Regions from separate parts of the Homo sapiens genome. Here region 2 is linked to region 1. Evidence: read pairs that join two places in POLR2A ChIA-PET (ENCODE). Cell type or tissue: OCI-LY7. All regions are shown on one strand. Links, peaks and the distances in the headings refer to the core of each region. The heading gives the core; the rest is flanking DNA.

Region 1 (11,908 bases), core at 5,145-7,644:
TTGCTTTTTGTTAGTTCTCCAACCTTCCAAACCCTTGGGGCACATGCAAGCACTGTGGAAAAACTCCATTAAACCAAGAGTCATCTTACTCCAGATCCCAGACTGCTTGGGAAGTTGGACATGCATATTCCCAAAGAGAACAGTGTTGGAAGGAGACAGGAGAGCAGCTCGGGGGTTGGGGGTAGAGGGTAGGAAAAGAGGGCAAGATGGATGACTACCACTCGAGGCCAGCCTCCACTGCCTGTTAGGGCAGTAGAACCTAAGAGCCGGTCCAAGGCAACACAAAAGACAGTGAGGCTAGGTCTTTCATTGCAGCCAACGATCAAGAAAGCAACTCCATCAAATGACACTGTCTTTTAAAAAAAAATTTTTTTTTTGAGACAGAGTCTCGCTCTGTCGCCCAGGCTGGAGTGCAGTGGTGCGATCTTGGCTCACTGCAACCTCTGCCACCCGGGTTCAAGCAGTTCTCCCTGCCTCAGCCTCCTGAGTAGCTGAGATTACAGGCACGCGCTACCAGGCCCGGCTAATTTTTTTTTTTTTTGGTGGAGTCGAGGTTTTGCCATGTTGGCCACGTTGGTCTCGAATTCCTGACCTCAGGTGATCCGCCCATCTCAGCCTCCCAAAGTGCTGGGATTTCAAGCGTTAGCCACCGCGCCCGACCAAATGACACTGTCTTAAATGATTTAATGTCTTAAATCGGGAAAGGAGAGTAAGAGAAAGCACTCAACGGAGTCAGAGGTGTCTTGCAGCCTAGCTCTTTCCACAGACAAGCTACATGGGCCTATCATCTAACCTTTTCAAGCTTCTCCGACTGCTTCTGTGTTGGAGGGATTTGGGCTAGAGGATCTTTTTATTTTTTTTTATTTTATTTTGGTGACGGAGTCTCTCACTGTCGCCCGGGCTGAAGTGCAGTGGCGCAATCTCAGCTCACTGCAACCTCTTTCTCCTGGGTTCACGCGATTCTCCTGCCTCAGCCTCCCAACTAGCTGGGATTACAGGCGCACACCACCACACCTGGCCTATTTTTTGTATTTTTAGTAGAGACGGGGTTTCACTATGTTGGCCAGACTGGTCTCGAACTCCTGACCTCGTGATCTGCCCACCTCGGCCTCCCAAAGTGCTGTGATTACAGGCATGAGCCACCGCACCTGGCCTGTGATCCCATTTTTCAAAGTAATTAGGCTGGGTGCAGTAGCTCACGCCTGTAATCCCAGCACTCTGGGAGGCCAAAGCGGGTGGATCACTTGAGGCCAGCAGTTCGAGACCAGCCTGGCCAACATGGTGAAACCCTGTGTCTACTAAAAATACAAAAATTAGCTCGGCATAGTGGCACGTACCTGTACTTTCAGCTACTTGGGAGGTTGAGGCAGGAGAATTCGCTTGAACCCGGGAGGCAGAGGTTGCAGTGAGCCAAGATGGCACCACTGCACTCCATTCTGGGTGACAGAGTGAGACCCTGTCTCAAAAATAATGATAATAAAATAAAAGTAATTATTTAAGGCTGGGAGCGGTGGCTCATGCCTGTAATCACAGCACTTTGGGAGGCCGAGGTGGGTGGATCATGAGGTCAGGAGGTCGAGACCATCCTGTCTAACACAGTGAAACCCTGTCTCTACTAAAAATACAAAAAAATTAGCCAGGCATGGTGGCGGGCGCCTGTAGTCCCAGCTACTCGGGAGGCTGAGGCAGGAGAATCGCTTGAACCCAGAAGGCGGAGGTTGCAGTAAGCCGAGATCACACCACTGCACTCCAGCCTGGGTGACAGAGCGAGACTCCGTCTCAAAAAAAATTATTATTATTATTTAAAATAATCATTGGGCCTGGTGCGGTGGCTCACACCTGTAATCCTAGCACTTTGGGAGGCCAAGGCGGGCGGATCACGAGGTCAGGAGATTGAGATCCAACCTGGCCAACATGGTGAAACCCCATCTCTACTAAAAATATTTTTTTAATTAGCTGGGCGTGGCGGCGGGCACCTGTAATCCCAGCTAGTCGGGAGACTGAGGCAGGAGAATCGCTTGAACCTGGGAGTCGAAGGTTTCAGTGAGCCGAGGTCGTGCCACTGCAATCCACCTGGCCAACAGAGCAAGACTCTGTCTCTAAAATAATAATTTTTATTATTGTTATTCTTGACAGGCCAGTGTAGAACAGGTGGGGCATCTATGGTGACAGAACTGGGTTCCAATTCTGTCCCTTCACCTGTCCCAGGTTCCTCATCTGAAAACTGTGACCCAGTAAACCTAATTTCATGAGCAGCTTTCATTAAAATTGAAATAATGGTGGAAAATGCCTTGTAACCGTGCTTGATGTAGAGTAGTTACTTAGCCAGTTATTTCCTCTCTTCTTCCCATTCCTAACAAAATGGAAAAACGTTTGGTTGCTAGGAAAGAGCCTTAAGGGGATTTTGTTGTTGTTTGACTCTATCGCCCAGGATGGAGTGCAATGGCACAATCTCTGCTCAGTGCAACCTCCGCCATAGACAGGAGCCAAGCGTAGTGGTGTGCACCTGTCGGTAGTTCCAGCCTCTTAGGAGGCTGAGGCAGGAGGATTGCTTGAGGCCAGGAGTTTGAGTCTAGCTTGGGCAATATATTGAAACCTTGTCTCTTAAAAAAAAAAAAAAAAAAGAGGCCAGGTGTGGTGGCTCACACCTGTAATCCCAGCACATTGGGAGGCCGAGGCAGTGGATCACTTGACACCAGGAGTTCGAGACCAGCCTGGGCAACATGCAAACTTATGTCTTTTAGGCCGGGCGCGGTGGCTCACACCTGTAATACCAGCACTTTGGTAGGCCGAGGCGGGCAGATCACGAGGTCAGGAGATCGAGACCATCCTGGCTAAGATGAAACCCAGTCTCTACTAAAAATAAAAAAAAATTAGCCGGGTGTGGTGGCTGGCGCCTGTAGTCCCGGCTACTTGGGAGGCTGAGGCAGGAGAATGGCATGAACCCAGGAGGTGGAGTTTGCAGTAAGCCAAGACAGCACCACTGCACTCCAGCCCAGGCAACAGAGCTAGACGCCCTCTCAAAAAAAAAAAAAAATTACATCTTTAAAAAAAAATGCAGGGCCGGGTGCGGTGGCTCATGCCTGTAATCCCAGCACTTTGGGAGGCCGAGGCGGGCGAATCACGAGGTCAGGAGATCGAGAGCATCCTGGCTAACACAGTGAAACCCTGTCTCTAGTAAAAATACAAAAAATTAGCCAGGCGTGGCAGCATGCGTCTGTAGTCCCAGCTGCTGGGGAGGCTGAGGCAGGAGAATGGCGTGAACCCAGGAGGCAGAGCTTGCAGTGAGCCAAGGTCCCGCCACTGCACTCCAGCCTGGGCGACAGAGCGAGACTCGGTCTCAAAAAATAATAATTAACAAAAAAAAAAAAATACAAAAGTTAGTTGCACATGTTGCCATATGCTCGTGGTCCCAGCTACTCAGCAGGCTGAGGTTGGGAGATCACTTGAGCCCAGAAGGTGGAGGTTGCAGTGAGCTGAGAACCCACCATTGTACTCCAGCCTGCGTGTCAGTGAGATTCTGTCTCAAAAAAAAAAAGAAAAGAAAAAAAATCTAGGCTATGCTCCCTAGTATGGGAAATCTAGTCTAGTCATTTGACAGAATCAGGCTTTGCAGGCCATATTGTCTCTGTCGTAACTACCAACTCTGCTGGTTAAAAGGGAAGTAGCCACAAACAATATCTGAATGATGGATTATGGCTGTGTTCCAATAAAACTTTATTTGCAAAAACAGGTTGCTGGTTGCAAGGTAGTTTTCCAACCTCTACGTGATTCTCAGACTTTAGGTTGCATCATAATCACCTGGAGGGCTTGTTCAAACGCAGATTGCTGGGCCCCACCCCCAGAATTTTTGATTCAGCCAGTCTGGGGTGGGGCTGATATTTGTATTTCTACCAACTTTCCAGGTGAGGCTGGCTGATGATGGTCTGGAAACCACTTTGAAAACCTCTGAAGCTTTTCTCAACTCCCTTCTTTGTGTACCTAAAACACTTTATCCCTACTGTAGATGTAGCATTAGCGTGTTATATTAGTTTAGTGATTGGTGTGTGGGTCTCTGGGAGCCTTTCTGAATCACCTCCCTAGCCTAGTGCCTGACAATAGCAATTTGCTCCCCATTCATTGACTGAACTGAAACCGGAGGGTCATGGTCATCATCATTGTTCCAAGCCATAGATAGAAGATGAAGTCACCACCCCTGATCTCAGAGCTCATCAGAGTAGAGCTTGGGCTGGACCCTGCCCTTCTCTGCAGTGAGCAGTTTTCTCTGTGGAGCTCTGTGCAACCTGGAGCCAGTCCTGCCTGGGGTAAGAGGAAAAAAGACTCCTTCCCCCCAGCCCCACAGCCTGTACGCAAACACACCGGGAGACATGACCTGCTCAGAGGAGACCTGGAACCAAGGGAATAAAATGAGAGTGGGTTGGGGGCTGCTGTTAGTTATTTTTTGCTTGTAAGTGGACAATTTGTGGTGTGGTGTGTGAATTTGGGGTCTTAAATCCAGATAGCTGTCTGCTGTGGACAGCCACTGTTTCTGAATTACAGGGCATTTCAAGTGACCTGTGGTCAGGATGTTTTCTCAGATCAGGCAAAATCAATTGGTCCTGATAATAACCAGGGGAGTTGTACTTTCCCTATCTTGAGTAGAAGAAGCCACAGCTCCCGGGTCCACCTGCCTCTCCTGACTGCCCACCTCCTGGCTTTTTCTTTTTCTTTTTTTTTTTTTTTTTTTTGAGACGGGGTCTTGCTCCATTGCCTAGGCTGGAGTGCAGTGGTGCGATCTCAGCTCACTGCAACCTGGGCCTCCTGGGTTCAAGAGATTCTCCTGCTTCAGCCTAGCGAGGAGCTGGGATTACAGACGCGCGCCACCTCGCCCAGCTAATTTTTTTATATTTTTAGTAGAGACGGGGTTTCACCGTGTTAGCCAGGATGCTCTCGATCTCCCGACCTCGTGATCTGCCCGCCTCGGCCTCCCAAAGTGCTGGGATTACAGGTGTGAGCCACCGTGCCCGGCCGGCCTCCTGGCTTTTATCCTGGGGGCACTGCAAGTAGAGCCAGGCATGTGGCCCATGCATCCTTCCCAGCCTCTTTCCTGCTGGGCATGGAGGAGGAGGCACTGCCAGGAGCTCCCCACAGACAGGCGCTGCTTACTGATGGGTTGGCTGCAAACTGTAGGCATAACAGTTACCTTCCTCTTCACAACCCCCAGGCCTGACGAGGCTTACATGGGAATTGCTTTGATTTGTGAAGTCTTAAGACTATACTGCTGGGCGAGGTGGCTCAAGCCGGTAATCCCAGCACTTTGGGAGGCTGAGGCGGGCGGATCACGAGGTCAGGAGATCAAGACCATCCTGGCTAACACAGTGAAACCCTGTCTCTACTAAAAACACAAAAAATTAGCCGGACATGGTGGGGGGGTGCCTGTAGTCCCAGCTACTTGGGAGGCTGAGGCAGGAGAATGGCACGAACCCGGGAGGCAGAACTTGCAGTGAGCCGAAATCACACCACTGCACTCTGCACTCCAGCCTGGGTGACAGAGCGAGACTCTGTCTTAAAAAAAAAAAAAAAAAGACTATACTACCTAATCTTCCATGCCTCGCTCTTTCCACATTAATAGACAAAACCAGGAAAAAGGACTGCTTCCCCTCCAGCTCTTGATTGGGCTCCATAAGAACTGCCAAAAGGCCAGGCAGCATTTGCTACTCTTCTGGGGTTCACTTCTGAAAGGTGCGACCCTGCAACCTAGAGCACAGGGAAGTTAGGACAGCAAAGGAGCTGGGCTGAGCCGACGCTGGCTTAGAACTCTTTCTGATACTCCCTGTTCCCGCCAGCTCGTTAGCCCAGCCTGCCAATCAGTTTTGCATCAATAAACTTTATGTTCTGAGGTTGGCCAGATGAATGAGAGGAGAGCAGCTAAAGACTGATCTCTGACCTTGGCACGTAAACAGCCTCCAGATTGGACTTGACAGTTAATAAAGGAAAGGCCCTGCAATTCTCTGATGTCTTTTTGCCTTAATTAGATTGAGCATTCAAAGGCTATGGGGAAATCTTCCATTTGAAGAGAAAGACCTCACAAGACAGGAAGTCACTTCACTCATTCATTCTTTCAGACTGTCAATCATTCGGTCTACAGTCACTGGCATTTGTCAAATGCCCTATTACCTGTGCTCAGCACTATGCTAACTGCTTTTGAGTCGAGTGGCTGCAAGAATTCCAGAAGTCCATGCCGTGCTCTTCTGGAAGACTGCACAGCCAGGCAGTCAAGAGCACAAGCTTCAGTTTAACATATCTGAGCTCAAATCCTGATTCTGCCATGTGACTTTTGGCAAGTTATTTAAACTCTCTGCCTTTAGTTTCCTCTTGGAGTAAATAATACCAACTTCCACAGGTTGTCATCAAGGCCAAGTGAGACCATCTGTGTAAAGTGGGCAGCACAGAGCCTGGTCGTTGGCAGGTGCCTGGTGGCCATGAACATGACAGTGCCTGCACTTGGCTGAACTGTCAGGCCGAAAAGCCTCCCTTCCTTCCTTCTCTCACCTCCCCCATTCCTGGCATGCTGCCAGTCACTGGGGAGCTGATGATGACTCACAATCCCTGCCCTCAGTGATATTATAAATCTATTGTTGGCCGAGCACTGTGGCACAATGCTTGTAATCCCAGCACTTTTGGGAGGCTGAGGCAGAAGGATCACTTGAGGCCAGAAGTTTGAGACCAGCTTGGGCAACATACCAGGATACCATCTCTACCGAAAATTTAAAAATTAGCCAGGCATGGTGGTGTGCACCTGTAGTCCTAGCTACTTGGGAGTTGGGAGGCTAAGGCAGAAGGATCGTTTGAGCCTCGCAGTTCAGGGTTACGGCCTGGGTGAAAGAGGGAGACCCTGTCCCTTTAAAAATAAAAATAAACTATTGGCCAGGCATGGTGGCTCACGGCTGTAATACCAGGACTTTGGGAGGCTGAGGCAGGTGGATCACTTGAGGCCTGGAGTTCAAGACCAGCCTGGCCAACAGAGTGAAACCCTGTCTCTACTAATAATACAAAAAATTAGCCAGGCGTGGTGGCACATGCCTATAATCCCAGCTACTCAGGAGGCTGAGGCAGGAGAATTGCTTGAACCTGGGAGGCAGAGGTCGCAGTGAGCCGAGATCGCACTGCTGTACTCCAGCATGGACCACAGTGGGAGACTCCCTCTCAAACGCGCGCGTGCACACACACACACACACACACACACACACACACCAAAAAACAGGACGGCCGGGCACAGTGGCTCCTGCCTGTAATCCCAGCACTTTGGGAGGCCGAGGTGGGCAGATCATGAGGTCAGGAGTTTGAGACCAGCCTGGCCAATATGGTGAAACCCTGACTCTACTAAAAATACAAAAATTAGCCGGGCATCATGGCACGTGCCAATAGTCCCAGCTACTTGGGAGGCTGAGGCAGAAAAATCGCTTGAACCTGGGAGGTGGGAGGTTGCAGTGAGCGGAGATCATGCCACTGCACTCCAGCCTGGGCAATAGAGTGAGACTCAGTCTCAAAAAAAAAAAAAAGAAAGAAAGAAAGAAATCCCTGAACCCTTTCACGCTATATTTGCTCGCACGTACAGGTTTCTTCAGTGTTAACCGTGTTCATCACATTGATGTGCTGTTTCACTTCATGCTGTGTGATGTGAACTTCAGCCAGAGCAAGGAGAAAGCAGTATATACTCTGAAAAGGACCCCGCACCGTGTTCACCCAAACAGCACCTTCTCATGCATCTCAGAGCCTTCGGCCTCTGGGCCACCTCCTCACTCCCCCAGGGGTGCTCTGAAGCCTTAAGCAGTCTGCTTTTCTTTTTCTTTTCTTTCTTTCTTTTTTTTTTTTTAACAGAGTCTCGCTCTTGTTGCCCAGGCTGGAGTGCAGTGGTGTGATCTTGGCTCACTGCAACCTCTGCCTCCCGGGTTCAAGCGATTCTCCTGCCTCAGCCTCCCGAGTAGCTGGGATTACAAGCATGCGCCACCACACCTGGCTAATTTTGTATTTTTAGTAGAAATGGGGTTTCTCCATGTTGGTCAGGCTGGTCTCCAACTCCCGACCTCAGGTGATCCACCTGCGTCAGCCTCCCAAAGTGTTGGGATTACAGGTGTGAGCCACCACACCTGCCTCTCTTTTTTTTCTTTTTCTTTTCTTTTCTTTTTTTTTTTTTTTTTGAGAAGGATTCTCGCTCTGTCACCCAGACTGGAGTGCAGTGGCGAGATCTGGGCTCACTGCAACCTCCACCTCCCGGGTTCAAGCGATTTTCCTGCCTCAGCCCTCTGAGTAGCTGAGACTACAGATGCCCACCACCACGCCCACCTAATTTTTTGTATTTTTAGTAAAGACGGGGTTTCACCGTGTTAGCCAGGATGGTCTCACTCTCCTAACCTCATGATGTGCCTGCCTCGGCCTCCCAAAGTGCTGGGATTATAGGCGTGAGCCACCGTGCCTGGCCAGCAGTCTGCCTTTCATGTGCCTCTTTGTATTTACTGGTTTTTTTGTTTTTGTTTTTTGGTTTTTTTTTTTTTTGGAGACAGAGTCTCACTCTGTCACTCAGGATGCTGGAGTGCAGTGGCACAATCTTGGCTCACTGCAGTCTCTGCCTCCTGGGTTCAAGCAATTCTCCTGCCTTGGCCTCCTGAGTAGCTGGGACTACAGGCACATGCCACCACACCCGGCTAATTTTTGTATTTTTATTAGATACAGGGTTTCGCCATATTGGTCATGCTGGTCTCGAACTCCTGACCTCAGGTGATCTGCCCACCTCAACCTCCCCAAGTGCTGGGATTACAGGCATGAGCCACCATGCCTGGCCTTCTTGTATTTATTGGTTTTAATCCTCAATTAGAAACCTCTTAGGCAATTGTCTAGTTTTTACTAGCTATCCCTAATTCTTTTTTTTTTAAGTGAAATCAAGTTTATTAAGTAAGTAAAGGAATAAAAGAATGGCTACTCCGCCGGGTGCAGTGGCTCACGCCGGTAATCCCAGCACTTTGGGAGGCCGAGGCGGGGGGATCACAAGGTCAGGAGTTCAAGACCAGCCTGGCCAAGATGGTGAAACCTCGTCTCTACTAAAAATACAAAAATTAGCCAGACGTGGTGGTGGCGCATGCCTGTAATCCCAGCTACATGGGAGGCTGAGGCAGAGAATCGCTTGAACCTGGGAGGCGGAGGTTGCAGTGAGCCGAGATCGCGCTATTGCACTCCAGCCTGGGTGACAAGAGCAAAACTCCGTCTCAAAAAAAAAAAAAAAAAAAAGGAATGGCTACTCCATAGGCAGAGCAGCCGCTATCCTTAATTCTTAAATAACCCAGGCTCGTGCTATTCAGTATATGCTTCCCATCACTTCCTAAAGGGACCATGAGCGTACAGGAGTTCAGAGTCCTTTGAGATCTCCTAGTTCAATCTCCTCATGTTACAGATGGAGAAACTGAGTCTTGGAGGAGTGGGGACTTAATCTTTCCTCTTGTCTCCCTCCCTAAACCAATAAACAATCTTCACCCAGATCGTCAACACAAACCCACAAACCTCACCAGTTTTTCCCTGCGGGAACCTCCCCATTGCTCTCCTGGCCCTTCTTAGCAGAGAGCCTCATATCCTACGTAGAGGAGAGAGGGGAAGTCATCAGACAGGAACGCCCTCCACCAAGTTGCCCGTCTGACGTGTGGCCGCCCACACTGGGCAAAGGCCACCCTCCAGGCCCTCACTCTGGGCCATCCACCTGCTCCTCCAGGATTCTGCCCTGCACCTCTCACCCCTGGCTGACATAATCACCTTCTCCTCCTCCCTTCCATGAGCATTGCTTTCAACACACACTCATGCTCCCATTCTTCAAAAAATTTATCAATTGTATGAAACTTTCTCCTGACCCTGCTAGTCACCCTTCCTTTTTGTAATTAAAATTAAAAAAAATTTTTTTTTGAGGCGGAGTCTCACTGTCGCCCAGGCTGGAGTGCAGTGGCGCGATCTGCCTCCCGGGTTCATGCCACTCCTGCCTCAGCCTCCCGAGTAGCTGGGACTACAGGCGCCCGCCACCATGCCCAGCTAATTTTTTGTATTTTTAGTAGAGACGGGGTTTCACTGTGTTAGGATGGTCTCAATCTCCTGACCTCGTGATCTGCCTGCCTCGGCCTCTCAAACTGCTGGGATTACAGGCGTGAGCCACGGCGCCTGGCCTCTTTTTTTTTTTTTTTTTTTTTTGAGACAGATTCTCGCTCTGTTGCCGAGGCTGGAGTGCAATGGTGCGATCCTGGCTCACCGCAACCTCCACCTCCTGGGTTCAAGCTATTCTCCTGCCTCAGCCTCCCAAGTAGCTGGGATTACAGGCGCCCACCACCACGCCCGGCTAATTTTTGTATTTTTATTAGAGACAGGGTTTCACCATGCTGGCCAGGCTGGTCTTGAACTCCCGACCTCAGGCGATCCGCCCGCCTCGGCCTCCCAAAGTGCTGGGATTACAGGCGTGAGCCATCGTGCCCAGCAAGCCCAGCTAATTTTTGTATTTTTAGTAGAGATGGGGTTTCACCATGTTGGCCAGGCTGGTCTTGAACTCTTGACCTCAAGTGATCTGCCGGCCTCAACCTTCCAAAGTGCTGGGATGACAGGCGTGAGCCACCGCACCCAACTTAGTTTTTTTTTTGGAGACAGGGTCTCACTCTGTCATCTAGGCTGGAGTGCAATGGCAAGATCTAGCTCACTGCAACTTCTGCCTCCTGTGTTCAAGCTACTCTCCTGCCTCAGCCTCCGGAGTAGCTGGGATTACAGGCAGGCGCCCGCAACCACACCCGGCTAATTTATTTATTTATTTATTTATTTAAATTTTTTTGAGACAGAGTTTTGCTCTTGTTGCCCAGGCTGGAGTGCAATGGCGAATCTCAGCTCACTGCAACCTCTGCCTCCTGGGTTTCAAGTGATTCTCCTGCCTCAGCCTCCCACGTAGCTGGGATTACAGGCATGCACCACCACAGCCGGTTAATTTTTTGTATTTTTAGTAGAGACGGGGTTTCACCATGTCAGCCAGGCTGGTCTTGAACTCCTGACCTCAGGTGATCCACCCGCCTCGGCCTCCCAAAGTGCTGGGATTACAGGAGTGAGCCACTGCACCCAACTTTGTAAGGAAATAATTAAGCTGAAAGAGGAGTTGAAAAAAATATTAAAATATTCTTCACCTAGATTTTTCCAATTAACATTTTGCCATCTGTGCTTTCTCTGTGTATGGGGTATGTGTTTAATTTTTTGTTATTGTTGGAGCACTGGAAAGTTTCAAGTATCTACTCTTTCTGCCCTAAATACTACAATGTGTGTCTCCTACAGAGTTTCTCTCTTACCACACACCATTATCACACACAACAAATTCAGAGCTGCTATATTATCTAATACAGCCCAGGCGTGGTGGCTCATGCCTGTAATCCCAGCACTTTAGGAGGCTGAGGCTGGAGAATCACTTAAGCCCAGGAAGTTGAGGCTGCAGTGAGCTCCCTACACTCCATCCTGCATGCCAGAGTGAGACCTTGTCTCAACAAAAAAAAGTATTATTTAATATGGAGTCCATTTTCCAATTTCCCCATTTGCCCCCAAAATGTCCTATATAGCTATTTTTTTTAAGTATAAATATTTTTTATTTCAGAGATAGGGTCTTGCTCTGTCACCCAGGCTGGAATGCAGTGGTGCAATTGTAGCTCACCCACAGCCTCAATGTCCTGGGCTCAAGCCATCCTCCTGCCTTGGCCTCCAAGTAGCTGGGACTATACCCGGCTCATAGCTGTTTTTTAGTCCAGAGCCCAGGCAGGGATGAGGCCAGGCACTGGTGATCGTGCTGTTTTACTCTTCCTTCCCATCCCAATTTGACTTCCAGATTCCTCCCTCTACCCAGAGGGCTCTGGTCAAAGTCAGGAGCCACTTG
Region 2 (11,908 bases), core at 5,797-8,296, 100 kb after region 1:
AATTTTTGTTTTTTTTGAGATGGAGTCTTGCTCTGTCGCCCAGGCTGGAGTGCAATGGCACGATCTCGGCTCACTGCAACCTCCACCTCCCAGGTTCAAGCGATTCTCCTGCCTCAGCCTCCTGAGTAGCTGGGATTAGAGGCGCCTGTCACCACGCCCGGCTAATTTTTGTATTTTTTAGTAGAGACAGGGTTTCACCATATTGGTCAGGCTGGTCTCGAACTCCTGACCTCAGTTGATCCGCCCGCCTCGGCCTCTCAAAGTGCTGGGATTACAGGTGTGAGCTACCGCGCCTGGCCTAAAGCTAATTTTTAATGTGCTTAAGGTTCTTCGGTAAGAGAGTTTAGCAAAACAATTTCTCTAGATTTCTTCTTTTTAATCACCATTTTGTCTTTGATTATGACATCTGTATTCATACTAGGCTTATATTTCATCCATGCAAGTTAGGTGTGCACATGTAATGAAAACAATAACAATGAAATCATTCCAATAGTTAGGAGATAAAACACTAGTTTTAGTGAATTAACAATAATACTTCATCCTTTCACTCTGAACACAGCCCGAGGTCAAGTGAAACCAAGTCTCAGGCTGCCAGAGCTCATGTCTGCAGAGTGTGTATGAAAATTCTCAGGGCAGCTGTTTGGCTTCAACTATCATGGTAATAATAGCTTTATGAAGCAACTGCTATGTGCCAGGTGTTTACTTAATATTAATAAACTGCTGTTCCTCATAGCATGTTAACAGAAGTCACTATCATCCTCATTTTTCAGAGGAAGAAACAACCCAGAATGCCTGTCCATGGTCATATAGCTAATATGGAAGGAACTAAGGGTTTCAGCCAGGCTTCTGTCTGCCAAGCTCATGGACATTCACCACATCACTCAGCTAGTCCCCATAACTTTGGCCAAGGGACTCTCTGGGATCTACTCCAAAGCCTCAGGCAGGACTATGGAGGAATATCTTTTCCCACAGCTCCCTGCTCCATCCCACATGATTTGCCCTACAGCATGATGAACCTCAGGTCCAGGGGGGTACCTGCCACCTACTCCCAGAAGTGGAATTAGGGCATGGCTGCAATAAGAATATGAATCCAAGGAATGGAGTAAGGGGCATAAGAGTTGGATTTCCAGCCTGTTTGTTGCTGGACTTAATGGGAACTATGTTTATAAACCATGTGGGCTCTTCCTGAATCTAGAAGAAAGGACAGCTGAAGGGCCTGTGTAGTTGCTGGGCCTCTGCACCCAACCAAGGCTTTCTGTGGCAACTGTGAAGAGGTTGTTGAAGATCCTGGATGGGATTAATCTTTGTAATAATGCAACTCTTTATGGTCGGGCACGGTGGCTCACGCCTATAATCCCAGCACTTTGGGAGGCTGAGGTGGGCAGATCACGAGGTCAGGAGATCAAGACCAGCCTGGCCAATATGGTGAAACCCCATCTCTACTAAAAATACAAAAATTAGCTGGGCATGGTGGCATGCGCCTGTAGTCCCAGCTACTCAGGAGGCTGAGGCAGAAGAATCACTTGAACCTGGGAGGCGGAGGTTGCAGTGAGTCGAGATCGTGCCACTGCACTCCAGCCTGGGTGACAGAGTGAAACTGTGTCTCAAAATAATAATAATAATAATGCAACCCTTTATAAGCACCCTTTTCACTTAGTGTTGCCCTGCATCTTCTAAATCATCAACAGTAATTAGTAATACACATGGTACACATTAAAGCTGTTCACCAAATTTTTCCTCCTCTCTGCCTTCTGGCCACTTGAAAGGATTGTATTCCCTGGTCACTTGTGATTGGGTGTGGCCATGGACTACAGTAGTTGTGGCCAATGGGATTAAGTGGAATTGATGGTATCACTGCTGGCCTGGAGCATTTTATTGACTTTGTGAGACCTTCAGAGCTCTCTTCCCCTCTGCCACAGCTAATGGCACGGTTCCAGATAGTGATTGCTCCATCAGCCTGGGTTTTAGAGTAGCCCCATCTGACCCACAATGGACATGCAGAGTAAATGAGAAATGAATTTTTGTTATGTTATGCCAGTGAGTTAGGTTTTTGCTGTTCTTACTGCAGCATAACCTAGGCTATCCAACTGGTAGATTGGATTTATTAGCCACCTGGCACTGTGCTCTCAGTTAAGGTGGAGTAAATGAATCATTTAAGGAGCAGTAGGTGTGGTAGAAAGAGAATGGATTGGCTGGGCTCCGTGGCTCATGCCTGTAATCCCAGCTCTTTGGGAGGCCGAGGTGGGTAAGTCACCTGAGGTCAGGAGTTCGAGACCAGACTGGCCAACATGGTGAAACCCCATCTCTACTAAAAATACAAAAATTAGCCGGGTGTGGTGGCGGGTGCCTGTAATCCCAGCTACTCAGGAGGCTGAGGCAGGAGAATCACTTGAACCCGGGAGGCAGAGGTTGTAGTGAGCCAATATTGCGCCACTGCACTCCAGCCTGGGTGACAAGGGTGAAACTGCGTCTCAAAAAAAAAAAAAAAATAGAATAATGACTTGTGTTTGTGTAGTTGTTGACACGTTTCAAAGCACTTTTAAGTAACTTACTTCATTGGTTACCTCACCTAGCATTTAATATATTCCACTGCAATGACAATCTTCAGAAAAAAGGGTGTAAACCACTAGGAAACTGAGGCCGAGATGTGACAGGGTCAGGGCCAGGGCAGGGGAAGCTGACACACTCATGCAGAGGGGCCCTGCAGAGAGAGAGCTGCTGCAGAAGCCTCCATCTGCTCACGAGGCCTCCTTCCTCCCGCCTGCCAATGCCAGGATAGGTGCCAGGCCTGGCTCCCATGCCAGCACTCAGGGACACAGTGGCATAGTAGCTATGCATGCAGTGGGCTTGTCACACATATCCCACCCCAGACCCTCCCCTGCTGGCTCAGGATGCTAGGGGCCACAGACATTTGCTCTGTTGCAGGTCGGTGGTGACAGAAGCTTTCTAAACCTCTTCCTAAATCCGCTCTCAGTCTGAGGAGAATCCTTTTTGATATTGTTGGCTAGAAATTGAACAGGACAGTATCTCACAGCATGTCAAGACTACAGGCCAGGTGCAGTGGCTCACGCCTGTAATCCCAGCACTTTGGGAGGCCAAGGTGGGCAGATTGCTTGACCCCAGGAGTTCAAGACCAGCCTGGGCAACATAGTGAGACTGTGGCTCTACAAAAAAAAAAAAGTTTTTAAAATTGCTGGGAATGGTGGTGTGTCCCTGTAGCCCCAGCTACTTCGGAGACTGAGGTAGGAAGATCACTTGAGCCCAGGAGGTTGAGGCTGCAGTGAGCTGTGTTCGTGCCATTGCATGCCAGCCTGGGCAACAGAGGGAGATTCTGTCTCAAAACAAAACAAAACAACAAAAACAAAAAAGACTGCAGATACGAAGTCCTTTTCTCTTTTTTCAGTGTATGCAGGGAGAAGAAGTCCTAGGGCATCCATTCTCCCTCTCTCTCTCTCACACACACACCCCCTACACACACTTACACACACATACAGACACACACTCCTACACACCACACCACATAACACACACACACACCCCACACACACATACACACACACACCCCTACACACACCACACATACCACACCACACACATACACACACACACCCCCCACACACCACAAACACAGACACACACACCCCCACACACCATATCCCCCCCCCCCCACACACATATACACTTTTAGGCCTGCCTGGAAGGTAGGGTAGGATTATGTCAAGGGTTCCACAGCCCTGATGTGGGATAGGGTGAAAAACCACATGGGACTTGTAATGGAAGGGTGACAAGGAGCAGTGAAGAGTGCTTCCTGTGCTCCCAATGAGATCTCACATGGCCTGGGGTCATCAGGCCCACCTCTGTACCTTCAAGGGGGTAGAGGTGTTGCCTGCCCTCCCCACTTCACAGGTGGCTCTGGGCTGAGCTGCAGAGGCACCTGAGCGGGGGTGGGGGGAGGGGTGGGGAATGGCAGTGCTGTGGATACAGCTCCTGGCCTCAGGTAATTAATTAGATGGGGCTGGAGGCCTAGGGCAGGAGGGCCTGGGGATCAGCCAAGAGACCCAGGTCTCCAGGCAGGAAACCCTGGGCACCCACTCACACCCACAACCACCCTGAGGACCGAGGGGTGGAAACAGGAGCACAGGGAATTCCTCTCCAGGTATTGGCTCCTGGGAGGGAGTAGGTTGGGCAGGAGGGAGATAGAACAGCTGTGGGAACCAACAAGGTCTCAAGGCCTGGAAGTAGGGTGGGGAGGTGTCACTTTCAGATGTGCCCTTGGACTGATCAGGCAAGTGGGAGGCTATGCCTGGGGATGGAGGGAGGCTTGGGGGAATGAGGTGGGCCTGTGACTACCTGTCATGTGGCTGGGACCCTACCCTTCTCCTCCCTCTCTCCCACCTTGAGAAGGAAGCCCCGTTCCACCTCCCTGCCCCCTGCCCTCTGTTCTAAAACACAGCAGCCTGCTTGTACCCTATGACCTGCCAAGAGGCAGGGACTTAGGCGACATGGAGGGAGGGTGGGGTTCTTTTTGAACTTGGGGCCCAATTGCCCTCCTGAACATGGACCAGAACAACTTCTGACCCATTTGCACCCTTCAGACTGAAAATCACCCACAGCAGCACCTCCTCCAGGCCAGGCAATGCAGGGACCAGGATGGGGGCCTGCCTTGGTCCCACACATTAGCACCAGCACCCTGTGTCCCTCTGCTTTCAAGCCCTGGGCTGGAGGCAGGAGTGGGTTGGTGTGAAGGCCAGGGTTTGTTGTGGTTCTGATAATGTCAGGGCCTCTCAGGCAAGAGAAATGTGCAGTCTGCACATTGCTTACATTTTTCTTATGAGGCCAGGTTAGGAAATGGTTGAAAATGAAAGCGAGGGAGGGTGAGCACACTATCCTTAAAGACACACTCTTGGTGCCCCCTGTTTCCCTGGGGGTGAGGGAAAGGGTGTCTTGGTGGGGATCCAGGGCAGAAGCAGCTGTGGGCACAGGTGGGAGGAACTGCCATAGCCTCGGCCTAGATGTTTCCTGGATCGGAGATCTCCACCACTGCACCAGCTCTTCATAACCCCAACTTCATCCTCACTGGAGATTGAAAAGCATGCATAGCTGGATGAAACACAGCCAGGCTTTTGGATTACAGTGGTCCCCCTTATCCTCAGAGCATACATTGCAAGACCTCCAGTGGATGCCTGAAACCTCAGATAGTATTGAACCCTACATATACTGTGTTATTTCCATCTGATAACCGGGATGGCTTCTAAGTGACTAAAGCAGGTAGCAGTAGTGTGGATACGCTGAGCAAAGGGATGATTACACCTCTCCAGCAGGTGCAGCGGGATGGCATGAGATATCATCCCACTACTCAGAATGGCATACAATTTAATTTTTTAAAATTAAATTAAATTTTTTTTTTGGAGATAATGTCTCACTATGTTGCCCAGGCTGGTGTCGGACTCCTGGACTCAAATGGTCCTCCTTCCTCAGCCTCCCAAAGTGCTGGGATTACCAGAGTGAGCCACCATGCCCGGTAATGGCTTGCAACTTAAAACTCACAACTTTTCTTTTTTTCTGAAATTTCCCATTTAATATTTTTGAATCTCAGTTGACCGTGGGTAACTGAACCTCAGAAAGTGAAACTGAGGATAAGTGGGGACTACTGTATTTCAGCCCTAGAGGCCAGGGCTGCTGGGATGAGGAGGGGTGAGGGAGAAGAGTCATAGCACTGGTGCCTCGGTCCCTGCTTGCTCCCATGAACCCCCATCCCCTGGACATGGGTGGCTGGCAGGTGTGGGAAGACAGGCCCAGGTTTGGGGCTCCACCTCCTGCATGTCTCTTCGCAGCTGCACCTTCTCCACTGACTTCACCCAGCTCTTCAATGTTTGGCACAGGAGTCAGGGCAGCCCCTGGCAATCCACTTCTTTCTTTCCCCAAATCCCATCCCCTTCTGGCCTAAAACACCTCCAGTTACTTGTTCTTTTATTCTGCCTTTCATTCTCCTTTCCACCCTTTCTGACTATGCTCCAGGCTGCTTTACCTTGGGGTCCCTAAATGTAGAATGGAGAAGAGGGACCCCTGGCAGTCAAAACAGACCCTCAGGAACTGAGGTTGTATAAGAATTCCCTAGGGACCTTGACTGCTCCCTCCTCAGATGCGCACAGGCCTTTGCTCTTCTGTCTCCTCGGAGTGTCTGAGTGGGAAGTTCCCAGTTACCCCTTCACTCCACCCAGTGAGGTTTCTCCCCATTGCTCCTGCTCTGGCAATGCTGAACACCCATCTGCTCCCGCTCCTCCTTTCCCCCACTCTCCCACGCTTGCTGGCATCTCCATTCACAGTGACTGTGCCTCACCGGCCAGAAGCTGTTCCGTGGCTTCTGTACCAGCAGATTCTCTTCTTAACTGGTATTCCATACTGTGTGTCTGTGCTCTTCGGAACATGATTCCATTTTCTACCTGCCTCTGTATGTGTGTGTGTGTGCTGGAGTTTCTACAGGATATCCTTTCAAATAAACAGACACTGAGGTTCCAGAGTAGGACTGCTGGATTTGGGGTAGAAGAAAGCCTTTGTCTGGGCAATGCCCCTGACGGTTTCATTTGGCTCCTGGTGGCTGGTATCAGCACAGGGTGGGCTCAAAGCTCAGGTGAAGTAGATTATACTGGGGAAAGGTCTGGGCCTGGGCAACAGGTGGACTGGCCTCTAGCTCTAGCTCAGAGACAATCACAGGATGCTCTCTCAAGCTTTCTGTGACTTGGTTTCCTCATCTGTCATGTGGAGATAATGTCACCTGCTGACCCACCCCTCAGGCTGTGGAGTGGAGAGAATGCTCCATCCAGGACGGCCTGCTCACTGCTCCCAGAAACCTCCCAGCTCACTCCCCTCCAGCACTCTGTCCATGTTCCCTCCTTGGACTGTTCTCTCTGGGCCCTCTCCCTTCCTAAATCCTAGCTCTTCTTCAAACACAGTCCAATCCTTTCTTCTCTATAAAACCTTGCCTGACTACTCCAGTTGATAGTGTTGGGTTTCTGCTTTCAACTTCTATAACACTCAAGAGTTGGCACTACTCAATGAGCATGTAATTCTTATGTCAGGATTTCTCAACCTCAGCACCATTGGCATTTTGAGCTAGATCATTCTTTGTTGTAGGGTGTCACCCAGTGCATTGTAGGATGTTCAGCAGCACCATTAGATGCTGCCAGCACCCCTCCAGTTGTGACAACCAAAAATGTCTTCAGACACGGCCAAATAAATCCTGGGGGAAAAATGACCCCCAGCTGAGAATCATTACTTTATATTGTTATTTAGCTATTTAGCTTTTTGTTTGTTTTTGAGATGGCGTCTCGCTCTGTCACCCAGGCTGGAGCGCAATGGTGCAATCTTGGCTCACTGCAACCTCCACCTCCCGGGTTCAAGTGATTCTTCTGCCTCAGCCTCCTGAGTAGCTGGGACTACAGGTGCCCGCCACAATGCCCAGCTATTTTTTTTTTTTGTATTTATAGTGGAGACAGTGTTTCACTATGTTGGCCAGGCTGGTCTCGAACTGCTAACCTCAAGTGATCTTCCCCCTTCGGCTTCCCAAAGTGCTGAAATTACAGGTGTGAGCCACCATGCCTGGCCTGTTATTTAGCTTTTAATGTTTCATTTGCCTGGCCAGATTTCTTTGTATGCCCTCATGTGCCTAGCACACTATACATGTCATATGCTCCGTAATTATCTGTTAAACAAATCAGTATACTCTTTTCAAGCATTAAAAGTGCAAGTAGAAAATTAGCTGGGCATGGTGGTGTGCGCCTGTAGTCCTAGCAACTCAGGAGGCTGAGGCAGGGGTGACTGGTTGAGCCCAGGAGTTTGAGGCTGCAGTGAGCTGCGATCGTACCTCTGAACTCCATCCAGCCTTGGTGAAAGAGCGAGATCCTATCTGGAAAAAACAAACAAACAAACAAACAAAACAGGCCAGGCATAGTGGCTCACACTTGTAATCCCAGCACTTTGGGAGGTCGAGGCAGGTGGATCACCTGAGGTAGGGAGTTTGAGACCAGCCTGAGCAACATAGAGAAACCCTGTCTCTACTAAAAATACAAAATTAGCCAGGCGTGGTGGCATATGCCTGTAATCCTAGCTACTCAGGAGGCTGAGGCAGGAGAATCGCTTGAACCTGGGAAGCGGAGGTTGCGGTAAGCCAAGATTGTGCCATTGCACTCCAGCCTGGGCAACAAGAGTGAAATTCCATTAAAACAAAAAATTGCAAGTAGAAGTTATCACAGCTACCTTAGGCCTAAGTTATACTATATGAGATGGAGACATTCATATTTGTTTCTAAAACATTAGTTCACTGTCTTCCCACAATCAGATTGTGGGGAACAATTGTTAGCAAGGAATTTTGCTATGTCTACTGCAGAAATTCCGTTACAATAAGTGTAATATACAACAAAAATATTTCCAAGCTAAAACCCACTTATTTCAAGTGCTATTTACTCAGATTGAACTCTGAATCACAAAATAATTGGAACCATCCTTGGAAGGCCACTGCACTGGGCTGTGATTTGTTTTAGATTATCTGCTGATGTGTTAGGTTCTGTACGCTGGAAGAGGAGAGTTAGTAAGAAGGTATTTAAAAGAATGATTAGCGTGTCTACCTGCCCAGGAAATCTCTCTTGTTTTCTCTCCAGGTTGGGCTATCTCCCTCCTTTTGACCATAAGAGCCCTTTGTGCCCTCTTTTGGCACTGCCTAGGCAGTAGAAGTTAGAAAAGACTCACGAGTTGGAGCAAACAGTCCGGGGGTCTTACCTGGCCTCCACCAATCATCGTTGTCTGACTGTGGAAAACCTGCTTAAGCTTCCTGAGCTTCAGTTTCCTTGCCTGAGAAATAGACATAAATAATAAAATGCAGTGAGGATTAATGAGGAAAGTATGCCAAGTGCCTCTCCTTGTGTCTGACACATACTCAATTGACATTGGTCTTCTTTCTACCATTAGTGTTGGTCTCATAGCTATCCTTGCTTTTTCCATCCCCCTCATTCTTTGCACTCCTCTAACACCTAGCACAGTGCCTTGCCCATAGTGGGAGCTCCATACAGGAGCATTTTTGATGAAAGGACTCAGCTCTTGACTCCAGGAAGTCTGGAAGGTGAGGGAGTGCAGACAGACTAGCACTTGGACTGACCTGACTATCACCCCCTCAATCTTGTAGCCCATGTTAATTGATTTTTTGTTTGTTTGTTTGAGACAGGGTCTCACTCTGTCGCCCAGGCTGGAGTACAGTGGTGCAGTCTCAGCTCACTGCAGCCTCAACCTCCCAGGCTCAAGTGATCCTCCCGCTCAGGCTCCTGAGTAGCTGTGACCACAGGGTGCGCCACCATGCCCAGCTAATTTTTGTATTTTTTGTAGAGATGGGGTTTTGCTATGTTGCCCAGGCTGGTCTTGAACCCCTGAGCTGAAGTGATACTCCCACCTTGGCCTCCCACGGTGCTGGGATTACAGGCGTGAGCCACCATGCCCGGCCTGCATTCTAATCCTATAAGTATATTCGACTCATATATTTTTTCCAGCTGGAAAGAACTTTCTACATTATTTAATCCAAGAATCTCATTTCTCAGATTAGGAAACTGAGGCCCAGTGAGGATACATAGCTCTTTCATGTACAAAAGATTGAAACAGTCTATTGTCCTCATGCCTTTAGAAGATTAAATAGTTTGCTTTAGTTCCAATTTTTTTTTTTTTTTTTTCAGACAGTCTCGCTCTGTCACCCAGGCTGGAGTGCAGTGGTGCAGTCTTAGCTCACTGCTGCCTCCACTTTCCATGTTCAAGCAATCCTCCACCTTAGCCTCCTGAGTAGCTAGGATTACAGGTGTGTGCCACCATGCCTGGCTAATTTTTGTATTTTTAGTAGAGATGGGGTTTAACCATGTTGGCTAGGCTGGTTTCAAACTCCTGACCTCATGTGATTCGCTTGTCTTGGCCTCCCAAAGAACTGGGATTACAGGCATGAGGCACTGCACCGGTCTAGTTCTAGCTTTTGTCTAGTAGTTCCTCTAGACCAGAAGCTCTCAATCTCAGCACTATTGATATTTGGGGTCAAATAATTATTTATTGTGAAAAGCCATTGTAGGATATTTAGCAGCATCCCTGGCCTCTACCCACTAGATGCCGTGAATACACCCTTTCTCCCCTTAGTCATAACAATAAACAATGCCTCTAGACATTGCCAAATGTCCCACAGAGAACTACTGGCTTAGCCATTACTGTAGGTAAAATCCCTTCATATGAAATGCTGAGGCCCTCAGGTTATTCCATCACAATATGATTGCTTTAATGAATAGTTTGCTAGCAAATCTCATTTGTAGCCAACCAGCTCTGGAGATAAGGCAGAGCTGCTCTGTATTGCGTGCCAGGTCTCAGCCACTACTCGAGTACTCTCATTATGTATGTGTGTTCATTTATGTGTTATATTCTGCCTACCTCCAGGAGCTTTTAAAGTGGCCCCAAAGCATTTCTTTCTCAGAACATCTGGCCCTGTCTGTGTGTTGCCTGGGTGTCTGGGCTGTGTGGAGGGGTGTCCTTCTCTGCTAGAGCACTTCCCACATTGTCTTCTAGTTGCCTGCTCGTCTCCCAGCCCCCTGGACTTTAAGGCCCGTGACAGTAAAAACAATGAACATCTTGCTCACCATTATACTCCCAGCATCTAGTTGGCACATGAGAGGTGCCCAATAAACATTTGTTGAATGGCTATATAATAGAAATTATGTATTATATTTAGCTGGGGGTCAAAAGTATAGAAGTTAGATACAGCTTACTTAGTTTACAATAATCATTACTTGCGTTTATTAAGAGCCTACTATGTACCAAGAACTTTACATGTGTTATCTTGTTAATTATAAAACAACCTTATAGACAGTATTAGCTCCATTTGAAAGATGAGGAAACTGTGGCTCAGAGAGAGTTCATGACTTGGGTAATTATATAGTAAGCCCAGATTTGGACCAAGGCCCACCTAATTGCAGAATCTAGCCCTAGTCTGCTTTGATATATGATGGGTCTTCAAAAAGTTCATGGAAAATGTATATTATGAAAAAAACTATGCCTGGACTTCAATTTTTTTGCAACAAAATACATTCATACTAACTTTTTATAACATGTCTGAACAGGATCTAGTTTGAGGCACTGCAAAGGATAAGACATCAGATTGAAAAGAGCTCTATCGGCCGGGCACGGTGGCTCATGTCTGTAATCCCAGCACTTTGGGAGGCCGAGGTGGGCAGCTCACGAGGTCAAGAGATCGAGACCATCCTGGCTAACACGGTGAAACCCCGTCTCTACTAAATATACAAAAAATTAGCCGGGCGTGGTGGCGGGTGCCTGTAGTCCCAGCTACTCAGGAGGCTGAGGCAGGAGGATGGCATGAACCTTGGAGGCGGAGCTTGCAGTGAGCCAAGATTGCACCACTGCACTCCAGCCTGGGTGACAGAGCTAGACTCTGTCTCAAAAAAAAAAAAAAAAAAAAAAAGAGCTCCTATCAAAGCAAAGGAATTCTGCTAATATTGAAGCAAGAACAAACATTAAATATATGATGAAGTTTAGGTGGAAGAATGATGAAATTCCTGATGCTTTATACACAGTTTATGGGGACAATGCTCCAGCGAAATCAGCAGTTTACAAATGGATAACTTGTTTTAAGAAGGGTTAAGATGTTGAAGATGAAACCCAAAGCAGCAGACCATCTACATCAACTTGCAATGAAAAAATTAATCTTGTTTGTGCCACAACTGAAGAGGCTGATGATTAATAGCAAAAACAATAGCCAACATCATAGACATCTCAATTGATTCAGTTTACACAATTCTGACTGAAAAAAATTAAAATTGGGCAAACTTTCCACTCAATGGGTGCCAAAACTCTTCCTCAATGGCAGGTAAGGGATGTG

Evidence for each region. ChIA-PET counts read pairs that join two places held together with the same protein. Peaks named below come from ENCODE experiments on the same cell type or tissue, not always from the same donor. Only the 100,000 strongest peaks of a DNase experiment are listed, where the experiment ranks them.
Region 2: POLR2A ChIA-PET joins it to region 1 with 5 read pairs; 3 of 35 experiments call an interaction of 5 or more read pairs at or near these places.

The regions. Positions count from the first base shown.
Region 1 is chr7:128,518,094-128,530,001 of GRCh38, reverse strand. No RefSeq gene overlaps it. Among named protein-coding and RNA genes, the nearest start is that of METTL2B, 47 kb to the right of the region's middle. In OCI-LY7, for the core only: no CTCF peak of the experiment used is centred there; a DNase peak (open chromatin) is centred at 6,521.
Region 2 is chr7:128,413,860-128,425,767 of GRCh38, reverse strand. No RefSeq gene overlaps it. Among named protein-coding and RNA genes, the nearest start is that of IMPDH1, 9.8 kb to the right of the region's middle. In OCI-LY7, for the core only: no CTCF peak of the experiment used is centred there; no DNase peak of the experiment used is centred there.